Linked DNA regions of Homo sapiens: region 1 is linked to region 2. A link is a contact called in ENCODE Hi-C or POLR2A ChIA-PET data. All regions are on one chromosome and are shown on one strand. Each heading gives the region's core, a stretch centred on a gene start or an enhancer-like site at or near the end of the contact. The rest is flanking DNA. Distances are from core to core; before and after follow the strand shown.

Evidence for each region. Hi-C counts contacts between places; a loop is a spot of excess contacts on that map. ChIA-PET counts read pairs that join two places held with the same protein, here RNA polymerase II (POLR2A). Pooled maps may share reads with other maps.
Region 1: a loop to region 2 is called in a pooled map, with 3 times the contacts of the local background. The contact joins the enhancer-like site here to the promoter of SAPCD2 in region 2. A Hi-C loop is called at or near these places in 3 of 50 pooled maps. POLR2A ChIA-PET finds 5 or more read pairs at or near these places in 3 of 52 experiments (HEK293, Panc1 and activated CD8-positive, alpha-beta memory T cell).

Annotation. Positions count from the first base shown.
Region 1 is chr9:136,699,746-136,706,677 of GRCh38, reverse strand. No RefSeq gene overlaps it. Among named protein-coding and RNA genes, the nearest start is that of DIPK1B, 9.4 kb to the left of the region's middle. RefSeq lists enhancers at 5,259-5,308, 5,349-5,508. Within about 2 kb of position 5,262, at least 3 of the 41 ENCODE cell types and tissues checked have a DNase peak (open chromatin) inside an H3K27ac peak, as active enhancers do.
Region 2 is chr9:137,068,332-137,075,442 of GRCh38, reverse strand. SAPCD2 (suppressor APC domain containing 2) reads left to right here and starts at 4,886. Exons shown (of 6, transcript NM_178448.4): 1 at 4,886-5,553. The coding sequence starts at 4,983. RefSeq lists enhancers at 778-837, 548-1,161, 3,745-4,724, 6,687-7,111 and silencers at 4,829-5,238, 5,409-5,458, 5,509-5,558, 6,935-6,984.

The DNA.
Region 1 (6,932 bases), core at 4,013-6,512, 370 kb after region 2:
GATTAGAAGCTTGAGCCACCACGACCAGCCTTTATTTTTTTGAGGCAGACTCTCACCCTGTTGTCCAGGCTGGAGTGCAGTGGCACGATCTCGGCTCACTGCAACCTCCACCTCCCGGGTTCAAGTGATGGGTTCAAGGGATTCTTATGCCTCAGCCTCCCGAATAGCTGGGACTATAGGTGCCCGCCACCACACCTGGCTAATTTTTTTGTATTTTTAGTAGAGACGGGGTTTCACCATGTTGACCAGGCTGGTCTCTAACTCCTGGTGTCAAGTGATCTACCGGCCTCAGTCTCTCAAAGTGCTGGGATTACAGGCGTGAGCCACCACGCCCAGCCCCATATTTCATCTCTTAGTCCCCCTACTGCCCTTAATCCCTCAATCAAACCTCTGATGCGCCTTTTTCCCTCTGGGATTCTGTACCGCTTCTGGGATTCTGTACCCGCCCTGAAAGCGGGTTGCAGAGAGATTCACACATCCCACTGGCCCTTCTCTGCATTCAGTGCTTGCCAATAGGGAGAGTCCCCTCTGGCACGTACAGGATGGAAGTATGGGGATGAAACACAGCTCCTACGCGGCAACACACACATAGAAGCATCAAAAACAGGGCATCGAATTGGCCCAAAATGCCACACCCACAAGATCACATCAGCCTTCACTCCCCATTTCAAACCGTGCACAAATCCGGTGAGCGGAATCCAGAGAACTTTTCCTTCCACTGGTCCAAACAGGAGAGTGATGTGGGCTACTCATATCCGACAGAGCCATAAAGTTTGAGTTCTTCTTCTCCTCCAAGTTCTCCAGCACACTTGGATGGTGCCCACGGCCTGGGAACCTCTAATCATCTTTCTTCCTAACGTAAGTGGAGGGGGGTGAGAGGTGGAAGGAGGAAGTCCATGAACAAGGTTCTGCGTTTATTTTCAGGCAGCGTGGCAACGGCTCATGACTCAGCCAGGGACTGTTCCATGATTTTCAATCCATCCAATGCTCCGTACCAGGCAGTGAGCTTCTCACAGCTGACCCATCTACTTCAGTTTTGGGAGCCCCATGGCTTAGTAGCCATTGCCATGTTGTTTTCAGCTGGATCTGTGGAGTTTGCACCATTTGGCCAACTCGAGCTTGGTGTCCCAGTGGCAATCTTATTTGAGGATTCTTCCTACTTTAGACAAAATAGATGTAACAGAGTTGATTTGAGCATTAAAGGAGGCATGAATCAGGCAGCACTCAAAGGTGGAAGAGGCTCTGGGAGCTCTGTCTTAGCAGTGTGAGCAGCAGGCTTTTACAGGCTGAATGTGGAAGTGAAGTACGGAAATAACTCAAGGCCAGGCTAGGCACCGTGGCTCACACCTGTAATCCCAGCAGTTTGGGAGGCCGAGGCAGGCAGATCACATGAGGTCAGGAGTTCAAGACCAGCCTGGCCAACATGGTGAAACCCCGTCTTTACTAAAAATACAAAAATTAGCTGGGCATGGTGGTGTGCACCTGTAATCCCAGCTAATCGGGAGGCTGAGGCAGGAGAATCGCTTGAACCCAGGAGGCGGAGGTTGCAGTGAGCCGAGATCACACCACTGCACTCCAGCCTGAGCAACAGAGCATGACTCTGTCTCAAAAAAAAAAAAAAAAAAGAAAAAGAAAAAAAAAAGAAAAGAAATAACTCAAGACCTTTGCCTTATTTGGGTGTGGTCTGATTGGTTGGCTGCCCGTGATTGATTGGTTGAAACCTGGCTATCTGTTAACAAACTACTGAATAAAGTTGTTGTTGGTTAGTGGGAACTCCCAGTACAGAGACGGCCTCAGGCAATGACTGCTCCTTATTTTGCTTTAAACAACTTTAATCTAGCCGGGCAGGGCATGGTGGCTCACGCCTGTAATCCCAGCCTTTTGGGAGGCCGAGGCGGGCAGATCACCTGAGGTCAGGAGTTCCAGACCAGCCTGGCCACCATGGTGAAAGTCCTTCTCTACCAAAAATACAGAAATTAGCCACGCATGGTGGCAGGTGCATGTAGTCCCAGCTACTCGGGAGGCTGAGGCAGAAGAATCGCTTGAACCTGGGAAGCAGGGGTTGCAGTGAGTCAAGATCGTGTCACTGCACTCCAGCCTGGGTGACAAGAGCAAAACTCATCTCAAAATAAATAAATAGATAAATATAAATAAATAAAATTCAGTGGTGCCTCTTCCTCCTGCTCCAGCCACGTAGGACACACCTGTGTCCCCTTCACCTTCTGCCACGATGATGTTTCCTGAGGCCTCCCCAAAAGCAGAAGCCGCTATGCTTTCTGTACAGTCTGAGGAACTGTGGGCCAATTCAACCTCTTTTCTTTCTAAATTACCCAGTCTCAGGTATTTCTTTGTACCCATGTGAGAATGGACTAATATAGATGGTTTTGGGAGGTGGTGCCTTTGGGAGGTGACAAGGTCATAAGGGTGGAGTTCTCATGAATGAGATCAGGGCCTTTATAAAGGAGACCCCTGGCCGGGCACGGGGCCTCAAGCCTGTAATCCCAGCACTTTGGGAGGCCGAGGCAGGTGAATCACCTGAGGTCAGGAGTTCGAGATCGGCCTGGCCAACATGGTGAAACCCCGTCTCTACTAAAAATACAAAAATCAGCCTGGGGTGGTGGCGGGCACCTGTAATCCCAGCTACTCGGGAGGCTGGGGCAGGAGAGTCACTTGAACCCGGGAGGCGGAGGTTGCAGTGAGCCAAGATTGCGCCATTACACTCCAACCTGGGCAACAAGAGCGAAACTCCATCTCAAAAAAAAAAAAGAAGAGACCCCCACCCCGGCTGCCAGGAGACCCCTGACTGCATTCACCACGTGACGTCTATCAGGAGGCGGGCGCTCACCAGACACGGAATCTGCCTGCACCTCGATATTGGACTTTCTGGCCTCCATCACTGTGAGAAATGCATTTCCATTGTTTGTAAGCCACCTGGCTTGTGGTGTTTTGTCAAAGCTGACTAGGACAGTCACTTTCCCTTCACCAGGACTGCAAACCCCGTGTCTCAACTGTGGCTTCCTGTGAGTTTGTCTGTCAGCAAAACCTCCTGAAATGGGCCAGAGCCCCCCTTAGAGCAGCAGGACATGCCACAGACTTCAGAGACCTTTCACTGTGCCCCCAGGACAGATCTAGAGTTGGCTGGAAAGGTGCAGGAGCAGCTGGGCCATGCCTCCTTAATAACACTGGGGGCTCCACCCCCATCTGTCAAGGGAACCAAAGCTCCAAGGACTTCCTAGTTTCTGCCCTCGGTGGGAGTGCAGCTGCGGTCAGGAGACCTACACATCTGTGACTGTCAGAGCGGCAAGACCTTCTGCTCGCAGAGACACATCTTTTCTTTCTCTCTTTCTTTCTTTTGAGACAGAGTCTCGCTCTTGTCGCCCAGATTGGAGTGCTGTGGTGTGATCTCGGCTCACCGCAACCTCCGCCTCCCTGGTTCAAGCAATTCTCCTGCCTCAGCCTCCCGAGTAGCTGGGATTACAGGCATCTGCCACCAGGCCCAGCTAATTTTTTGTAGTTTTAGTAGAGATGGGATTTCACCTTGTTGGCCAGGCTGGTCTCGAACTCCTGACCTCAGGTGATCCACCCGCCTTGGCCTCCCAGAGTGCTGGGGTTACAGGCGTGAGCCACCGCGCCCGGCCCTCTAAATCATTTTTAAGCACACAGTCAGTGACATTAGGTATGTTCACATTGTTGTACAGCCCTCACTGCCATCTGGCTCCAGAACTTTTCCATCTTGTAAAACTATCTTGAACTATACAGGTGCAGTGGCTCACACCTGTAATCCCAGCACTTTGGGAGGCCGAGGCGGGCAGATCACCTGAGGTCAAGAGTTTGAGACCAGCCTGGCCAACATGGTGAAAACCCATCTCTACTAAAAATACAAATATTAGCTGGGTGTGGTGGTGGGCGCCTATAATCCCAGCTACTCGGGAGGCCGAGGCAGGAGAATCGCGGGAACCGGGGAGACGGAGGTTGCAGAGAGCCGAGATCGCGCCATTTTACTCCAGCCTGGGTGACAGAGTGAGACTCCATCTCAAAAAAAAAAAAAAAAAAAAAAAGGCAAAATTGATCTCACTCGAGGTCTTTAACCTAATTACAGCTGTAAAGACCCCATTTCCACAGAAAGTTACATTTACACATTCCAGGGGGACTTATCTTTTGGGGGGCACCATTTAACCCACTGCAGTATCAAAATCAAGGTGCAGGGCAGCACGTGCAGTGTGGTACCATTTTCATTTTTGTCATTTAGCTCTGTGTGTGTGTGTGCACATGGGTGTGTGCCCGCGTGCGTGTGTGTGTGTGTGTGTCAATCTCCCTGTGTTCCTTCCATGTATAGGTGATTGAACCTCTCTTGCTATTTTTTTTTTTTTTATCCGAGACAGAGTTTCACTTTTGTCACCCAGGCTGGAGTGCAGTGGCACGATCTCGGCTCACTGCAACCTCCACCTCCCAGGTTCAAGCAATTCTCCTGCCTCAGCCTCCTGAGTAGCTGGGACTACAGGCGCGCACCACCATGCCCGGCTAATTTTTTGTATTTTTAGTAGAGATGGAGTTTCACCATGTTGGCCAGGCTGGTCTCGAACCCCTGACCTCAGGTGGTCCACCCGCCTTGGCCTCCGAAAGTGCTGGGATTACAGACGTGAGCCACCATATCCAGCCCTCTCTTGCTATTTGCAAAGGTGTAAGTGGGGGGACTGAATCGTGTCCCCACTAAATTCCTTCCTGGAAGCCCTAACCTGCAAGGAGAGGGTATTGACGATGTAGCCTATGGGAGGTGCCTGGGGGTGGATGAGGTCATGAGGGTGGGCCTTAGTAGAAAGGGCACAGGTGCCCTCCCCTTATTCCTTATCCCACCCTCGCGTCAGGACGCAGCAAGAAGGCACTAGAGAAGGGAGGCAGGGCTGAGAACGGGGAAAAGGGCTGGATCCTTAGAGAGGCCAGGGCTGGGAACCTCAGGCGGGTTCCCAGGATCTGCCAGGAAGAGGACCCTCACCAGAGCCGGACCACGGGGCGCCCCCACCCCCAGCCTCCAGACCCGTGGGGAGGAAACGTCTGCTTTGTGAGGATGTCCTGGCCGGCGGAGACAAACCTGAATCCTGCGGGCGCTGGGGCCCCCGGATCCTCCACAGCTGCTCAAAATGAGGGTGACGCAGAGAGACACCACAATAAACTCGAAAGTAGCAGACGGTGAAACCGTCTCCATGCTGTCAACGTGTGAGCAACGTTCAGCGTCCGAGTCACAGGGAACACAGGAGGCCATCCCACCGAGCGGGGCTGTGACTCGTGTTCATAACTGTCATCACCCTAGTACCTGCCGCTCCTCCTGGAGAAAATTCGGATGTCCCAGGTGGGCTGAAGCACACAGGAAGGTGGGGGTGGAGAGACAAGGGAGGCAGGGCTGAGCACAGAGCTGCGTCCTTCGAGAGGCTGGGGCCGGGAACCTCAGGCGGGTTCCTCTAAAACAGCCCTTGTCGCTGTTGTTCATGTCCTTATCACCGACGTCTTGAACGTTCATTGTAAAATATGCAGGTTCATCTGAGGCAGGACAGGCGGTCGAGGAAGTGACCGTGTCCTCGGAACGTGGCAACCGCGGTGACCCCACAGTCAACACAATAAGCCCTAGCGTTGGCACTGTAGTCCCACTCACTCAAGCGCAGCTGTCTCCAGTAGGGGCTTTCCCTGTAGACAGCATGAGCTTTTTTTTTTTTTTTTTGAGGTGGAGTCTCGCTCTGTCTCCCAGGATGGAGTGCAGTGGGGCAACCTTGGCCCAGTGCAACCTCCACCTCCCAGGTTCAAGCGATTCTCGTGCCTCAGCCTCCCGAGTAGCTGGGATTACAGGCACCTGCCAGCACACCTGGCTGATTTTTTTTTTTTTTTTGGAGACACAGTCTTGCTGTATCCTCCAGGCTGCAGTGCAGTGGTGCGATCTCGGCTCACTGCAACCTCCATCTCCCGGGTTCAAGCAATTCTCGTGCCACAGCCTCCCGAGTAGCTGGGATTACAGGCATGTACCACCACGCCCAGCTAACGTTTTATTTTTAGTAGAGATGGGATCTCACTATGCTGTCCAGGCTGGTCTCAAACTCCTGGCCTCAAGTGATCCTCCCCCATCTCGCCTCCCAAAGTGCCGGGATTCCAGGCGTGAGGCCCTGTGCCCGGCCAGAGGAATGAAGTTCTGGCCCAGGCTATGTGGGTGAGTCGTGAAGCTGTCATGCTGAGTGAAAGAATCCAGGCACAAAGGTCCACATGGTCCTGATTCCGCTTCTATGAAATTTCCAGAACGGGCAAATCCACAGACACACGAAGATGAGTGGTTGCCATGGGCTGGGGGAGGGAGCAGTGGGGAGCGAGTGCCTATGGGGAAGGCGTTTCCCTTTGGGGGGATGAAAATGTTCTGGAGGTGATGGTTGCAAAACATTGGAGGCGTTGCAAAAAACTGAAAGTGCTAAATTATACACTTTTTTTTTTTTTTGAGATGGAGTCTCACTCTGTTGCCCAGGCTGGAGTGCAATGGTACCATCTTGGCTCACTGCAACTTCCGCCTCCTGGGTTCACGTGATTCTCCCGCCTCGGCCTCCCAGGTAGCTGGGATTACAGGCATGCGCCACCACACCCAGCTAATTTTTGTATTTTTAGTAGAGACAGTGTTTTACCATGTTGGCCAGGCTGGTCTCGAACTCCTGATCTCAGGTGATCTGCCCACCTCAGCCTCTCAAGGTGTCAGGATTACAGGCATGAGCCACTGTGCCCGGCCAAATTGTACACTTTAGAATAATTTTATGTTACATGAATTTCACTTCAATAAAAAAATATAGGTAAGGGCTGGGTGCGGTGGCTCACGCCTGTAATCACAGCACTTTGGGAGGCTGAAGCGGGCGGATCACTTGAGGTCAGGAGTTCGCGAATAGCCTGGCAAACATGGTGAAACCCCG
Region 2 (7,111 bases), core at 3,637-6,136:
GAGTGGATAATTCATCCCTCCCCTTTGTAGACCATATAGGGGAACTTCCTGACGTTGCAGTGGCATCTGTAAACCGTCATGGTGCTGGTGGGAGTGTAGCGGCAAGGACAACCAGAGGTCACTGTCGTTGCCATCTTGGTTTTGGTGGGTTTTGGCCGGCTTCTTTATCGGAACCTCTTTTATCAGCAAGGTCTTTGTGACCTGTATCTTGTGCCGACCTCCTGTGTCATCCTGACTTGGAATCCTTTAACCATCCAGAAATGCAGCTCAGTAGGCCCCAGCCTTATTTTACCCAGCTCCCATTCAAGATGGAGTTGCTCTGGTTCACACACCTCTGACAGTGATCTAGGACCCAAAATGAAAACTAACATCTCCCTCATGCTGCCCCGTGGACCCCTCAGGCAGTTGTGTTTCCTTGCAGTTGGGTTCTGCCCCCACCTCCACACACATGCCCTCACTGAGTTTGGGAGGGGGCTTCACCCCTGGGGCAAGGCCCACATGCACTCTTCTGGACCTGCATGGAGTTGCTTTTCGGGCCTGCCTCAGGGTCTCTGCACTTCCTGTTCCTCCCTCCTGGACCGCTTGTCCCCAGAGAAACGTGTGGCTGGGGACGCATTTGGTCAGGCCTCAGCTCCCCAGGCCACGCCCACTCGGTGAGCACCTTCCCATCCTCCGTGCCAGGCTGCCTTTCTGCATTCTTGGCTACCTGACTCCCCTGTGAGAAGCGAACCCCACAAAGGCGGGGAGTTGCTGTTTTTGTTTTGTTTTGTTTTTTGTTTTGAGACCGTGTCTCATTCTGTCGCCCAGGCTGGAGTGCAGTGGTGCAATCTCGGCTCACTGTAACCTCCGCCTCCCGGGTTCAAGTGATTCTCCTGCCTCAGCCTCCTGAGTAGCTGGGATTACAGGCGCCCGCCACCACACACAGCTAATTTTTTGTATTTTTAGTAGCGATGGTTGGCCAGGCTGGTCTTGAACTCCTGACCCCATGATTTGCCCGCCTCGGCCTCCCAAAGTGTTGGGATTACAGGCATGAGCCACCGTGCCCAGCCCAGGCAGGGCATTGTTTAGGCCAGTGGTCTGCCCCCATCACCTCAGGTAAATGCAGCACACAGTAGGCACTCAATCAATGTTTGTTGATTGAACAAACGAGTGTTGAACCCCAGCCCACACCGTGACTGGGCAACAGCAAATGTTCAGGGAGTACCTGCTGCATGAATGAATTAATGAATGGCCTGTTCTGCTCCAGTGGTTTGTGGTGGTTGAACATCGTTTAGGTGAACGTTGGAGTTGGAGGGGAGGCTCGCGGAATCCGGTGAGCAGAGCAGGCTTCCCGCCCCAGGCCAGAGTCCATGGGAACCCTTATCACCCCTGCAGGGCTGGGCAGCAGAGGAGGCACATGTCTCTTGGAGGCAGGTGTCAGGACATGAACTGTTGGCCCTGTAGGTCAGGGTGATTCCAAATCCCACCTCAAGGTGTGGGTTGGGCTGTAATAGAAGATTTGGAAAATCAAGGTTTGTACAGCCAGAGGCACTTGCGGCACCAGAAGGGGAGGAGCGACCCTGCCCAGACCGACAGAGCCTACGGATGGGTGGGAGTGCTGGCAAGGCTGAGGTGGGCAGCAACCTCCTGGACCACCTTGTGGCCAGGCAGTTGTCTTCACAAGAGGCCCAGGGGAGCAAGGCCCTAAGGCTCAGAGGCCAGGAGTGCAGACGGGGAGCCCTGGGAGGCTCAGGGGCTGGGTGGCTGTTGCCAGTTCTTCACTTGGTGCCCACTGCTGGGGATACATCAGGGGACAGAGGGGCCGGTCTTCCTGCCACCTCTGCCCAGAGTGGTCCAGGCTTACACAGTGAGAACACAATTACAGCTAAGATGGGGCCTCCAAAAGTACAGGGACAGCATGGGACCCCCAGGGGTGACACAGCACTAAAACCTGAAGGATTGGGAAACTATCAGGCCAGCCGGAAAGTGGAGTGAAGGAGGAAGTGGTCAGAGCTCAGGACAGGAAGGACACAGGACCACATCTTAGCTCCACGCCCAAAGCCAGGCACAGCCTCCAGTCTTTTTTTTTTTTTTTGAGACGGAGTCTCGCTCTGTCGCCCAGGCTGGAGTGCAGTGGTGCCATCTCGGCTCACTGCAAGCTCCGCCTCCTGGATTCACGCCATTCTCCTGCCTCAGCCTCCCGAATAGATGGGACTACAGACGCCCGCCACCACGCCCGGCTCATTTTTTGTGTGTGTGTGTGTTTTTAGTAGAGACGGGGTTTCACCATGTTAGCCAGGATGGTCTCGATCTCCAGACCTCGTGATCCTCCCGCCTTGGCCTCCCAAAGTGCTGGGATTACAGGCATGAGCCACCGTGCCCAGCCTTTTTTTTTTTTTTTTTTTGAGATGGAGTTTTGCTCTTCTTGACCAGGCTAGAGTGCAATGGCGCGATCTTGGCTCACCGCAACCTCCACCTCCGGGGTTCAAGCTATTCTCCTGCCTCAGCCTCCCGAGTAGCTGGGATTACAGGCATGGGCCACCATGCCCGGCTAATTTCGTATTTTTAGTAGAGACGGGATTTCTCCATGTTGGTCAGGCTGGTCTCGAACTCCTGACCTCAGGTGATCCGCCCGCCTTGGCCTCCCAAAGTGCTGGGATTACAGGCGTGAGCCACCGTGCCCGGCCTCCAGTCTTTTTCATACCTTCCTCCAATACCCAGCCAGGGGCCACAGAGAAGCCCACAGACCAAGGGCCAGCTGGGGCCGCCTCCCCCAAGGCTCTGGATGGTATGAAAAGCCCTTGTTTCATCTGCACGGTGGGTTCAGTTCCATGCGGGGCCATGGCTGGCCTGGCCTGGACACTGCTGGCCACGCTGTCCTGAGCTGCAGCAGCCTTGCTCACTGCTGGCCACCGACTCCACATCCACACTGGCCTCCCCTGCCATACCACTGAGCTGTTCCCAGCCCTTCCCCATCCCTTAGGCCTCAGCCTGGCTTGGTGCCCACTCAAGGATGGTGTTTCCCATATGATTTCACTGGATACGGCTCCCCAGTGCCATTCACAGAGCACCCACTGTGGGCCAGGCCAATGCCAGGCCTAGAAGGAGCCCTGTCCTGCTTGCAAATAGCCAGGGCCCCCTGGGCCAGGAGAAAGCTGTCCCCTGTGTTTTATCTAACTAGGCTTCAGGGGGAAGGGGACTGGGGCCAGAGCAGAGTTCTGAAGGATGTAGTGCGGTCAGCCTGGAGCAGAGGGGAAGGGCCTTCCTGGTAGAAGAGCCACCAGGCACAGGGGCCTGGAAGTGAGGGAGTGCAGGGACCCCAGGCCTGGCACTGGCGGTGAGGGGTGTGCTGGAAGCAGGGTAGGTGTGGGGATGGGGGGGCGGGGGCTTGCGTGTTGTGCTGGTTTGTTTTGTTTTGTTTTGTTTTTGAGACAAGATCTCGCTCTGTCACCCAGGATGGAGAGCAGTGGCTCAATCACAGCTCACTGCAGCCTCAACCTCTTGGGTTCAAGGGATCCTCCCACCTCAGCCTCCCAAATACCTGGGACCACAGGCATGCACCACCACGCCTGGCTAATTTTTTAAACTTTTTGTAGAAATAGGGTTGCCTTATGTTGCCCAGGCTGGTCTTGAACTCCCCAGCTCAAGTGATCCTCCCGCCTCGGCCTCGTGCTGGGTTTTTGAGCAGACCAGCCATTAAAGGGGAAGCTGGCTTACAGGACCAAGCTCTGATGGGCTGCTCCAGGCTCAGAGCTTCTTATGTCCTTCCAGCATTCCCTACGATGAAGGAGTCCCACTTAGAGTGAGTGACCCAGAAGAGAAGTGGACCCAGGATACTCCCTGGCCTGGGAAGATGCCTCTACAGCTTGAGACACAGGCACCAGTGGCTCAGGCCTGAGGACAGAGACCCAGGTAGGTATGCCAGCTGAGGCCTGCCCAGGAGGGAGGGTGGGAGACCCGCAGAGGGCCAAGGCAAGTCTCGGATTGGGGGCCTGTCTGGGGAGGGTGTTTGCACCCTGAACACCTCCCTGGAACCTAGAGGGTACTACTGGCCAGCCCTGAGATGGGCTCCCAGGGCTAGAACCCAGGCTAAGGCCTGGTCTCACCTCCCATGTGGACAGACCAAATGAAGACAGAGTGACCAGATCCCAGCTGGAAACACAGCAGAGGCAGGGGGACAGGGCTGCGGGAGCCAGGAGAGCAGCTGGAGGAGGTGTCCAGCCAGGGGAAGGAGGAGAGGAGAGCAAGAGGCAGAGGGAGCTGGTCACTAGATGGGGATCTGGGGACACAGGAGAAAGTGGCTTTGTTCTGCAGCAGGCAGGCCAGGCCAGACTGTCCCGAGGGACCAGAGGAGGAGCCAGCAGCAGTGGGGACAGAAAGGCCTCTGTGAGTGGGAAGCGCCCAGCTGGCTGGAGCCTACGATCCTCTTGGGGCCCTCCTGGTGGAAGAGAAGGGGGCCGCAGGGTCACCTGTGCTTGCGGCCAGGGAACTAGAGGGGAAAAGTGGGATCTTTGGAGGGGGTGCCCCCCCCCATTCTTACCCCACGAGGCTACCTGGAGACAGGTTTTTTTGTAGGGTGCCAGGCCCCGCCCCTTGGAGAGGTGGCCGGGGCAGCCAGCCACAGCTGGATCCGAGAAAGCGCCTGGCCGCGGCAGGAGGTTTGGTGGGGCTGGGGCGGGGCAGAAAGGAAGGTCTGCGAGGCCAGAGTGGAGCAGGAGCTGGGGGATCCGGTTCCGCCTGCCCAGGGCCTCCGCGCGCCTCCCAGGGCCACTCGGCAAGAAAAAAAAAAAAAAAATCAAACCTCCTCTCAGCCTATCAGAGAGCAGATGGGACGGGCTCGGCCAATGGCCGCGGCGCATGTTAATGAGGGCTGACGCCGCGAGGAGGGCCCCATTCAAAAGTAGTCGCTATTGTCGCCGTGGGCTGAGCTCGCCGGGCCGGCCCCTCCGTGGGGCCGCGCTGGGACGCACGCGGGTGGACGAGGGGACCGATCCCGGGCGCCCATGGCCGGGGCCGCCATGGCCGAGCGGGGCCGCGTGCCTCCCCCCGCACCCGCGCCCAGCACGGAGGGGCTGCCGCGCGCCTTCCTGCAGAGCCTGCGCACCCTGTTCGACATCCTGGACGACCGGCGGCGCGGCTGCGTGCACCTGCGCGAGATCGAGTCCCGCTGGCAGGGCACCGACGCGCGGGAGCTGCCCCGCGGGGTGCTGGAGGGCTTGCGCCAGGTGGCCCCGGCCAGCGGCTACCTGACCTTCGAGCGCTTCGTGGCCGGCCTGCGCACCTCCCTGCTGAGCGCCGACGGCGGCCCCCGGGACCCCACGCGCGCCCCGGCCCGGCCCGGGGATCAGCCGCCGCCGCCGCCGCAGCGCCTGGTGTTCGCTCCGGCCGACGAGCCGCGGACGGTCCTGGAGAGGAAGCCCCTGCCCCTGGGCGTGCGCGCCCCTCTGGCCGGTCCCAGCGCCGCCGCCCGCAGCCCGGAGCAGCTGTGCGCCCCGGCTGAGGCGGCGCCCTGCCCCGCGGAGCCCGAGCGGTCCCAGAGCGCGGCGCTGGAACCGAGCTCCAGCGCGGACGCAGGTGAGTTCCGGACGGCCCCCGGGCACCCTCGTAGCTCTCCCGGGCCCGGGCCAGAAACCGCAGTCCCACAGCTGCTGCCCGTGCATTTCCCACAAGGGACGGGACCGGGGAGCGGCTCTTCGTGGACTCCGGATCCTGGAGGGCGCCTCGGCGGGTCTGGAGGGAAAGGGCTTCATGCTTGTCGCGGTGAGCCCAGGGGCTTGCTTAGGGAGGCAAGCCAGACCCTCTCCTGCCACAGCATAAGGCCACCAGGGCCGGGGGGTGGCAGGTGACTCAGAAAACCCACCGGGAGCCCAACCTGTACCAAGCCTGAGCTTGGGCTCTCCATCTCCAATACCCTTTCCGCACCTGGGGACACCTGGGCCCTCAGCCTCCTGTCTGTGGCTGCTCAGGCAGAAGTGCTTCCTTCTCAAAGAAAGGGTCCCCCTTCTCAGTGTGACAGCTTAGCCAGGGGGGCTGGGCCCACTGACCCCACTGAGGCCTAGGCAGGCGGGGGCTGCTGCTGGTGGCCCAAGAGGACCTGGCCCTGTTGCCAAGATGGGCAGGGGCGTGGGTGGATCTCCTGCACCCCAGTGGGGCTGTACTATGGCAGATGCCATGGAGGGACATAGGCCGTAGTCCCTGGGGATGGCTGGCACACTCCTCTCCTGCCTTCCGGTCCAGTTGGCAGTGATGGGAGATTGCTGAATGGTCCCCTGTCTCCCCCAACCCAGTGCCTGCCTTGGGAACAGGACCTGTATTATGGCTGGGGTTGGGGGGCCAAGCTCCCAGAGGGGCCCCAGGCCCCACAGCCCATTCGGCCTGTGCACCCGTTCTGCCAGGGGAGGCCTGCCCACCGGTGGCTCCTGCCGGTCCCTGTGCTGCCTGCTGCTCTGCCACCCTCCCTGTACTGCTCCCCCACCTCAGCCATATTCTCCAGCCCTACAGCTGGTGTTTGGAGCCACGGCGGCCCTGGCCTCCCTGGTGATCTGATCCAGCAGCCACACCAGGCTGGGGGACCCCTAGTTCTATGGTGAGGGAACCTTCAGAGGGTATCTGGCTCCAAATGCAGGGTCAGCGTCATCCATGTGGCCATGCAGTTTGAAATCAGCCATGGGATTGCACGCTGTGGCCGGGCCTGGGGTTTGGAGGCCTAAGCCTGTGGTCCACCCCTGCTCTGCTCTGATGCCCCATGCGGCACTGGCTCACGTACCACATCTCCCTGAAGGCCACATGGCTAGGGCTGTAGCTGTCACCCTCTCACAGGCAAACGGAGGGCCAGACAAATGGCGTGACATATTTGATTGACACAGCTGGCTTTTGGGGTGTCAAATCTGGAGCTCTGAGGTCACCCCAACTCCCAGAAAGCCTGCCAACACACACAGCCTTCCAAGCCCCCAGCCCAGATGTTCAGGGCCTCTTTCCTTGTTCCCACCTGGGACTGCGTGTTTGCTCCAGGCTGGCTGTGGCCCTGGAGGTGTGGCCTGCTGGCTCAGGGCCCTGGAGGGGCAGAGCCACCACCCCCACCTAGAGGCCATCTAGCTCATCACCCAGCACGCTGCTATCTGGGGACCCAGGA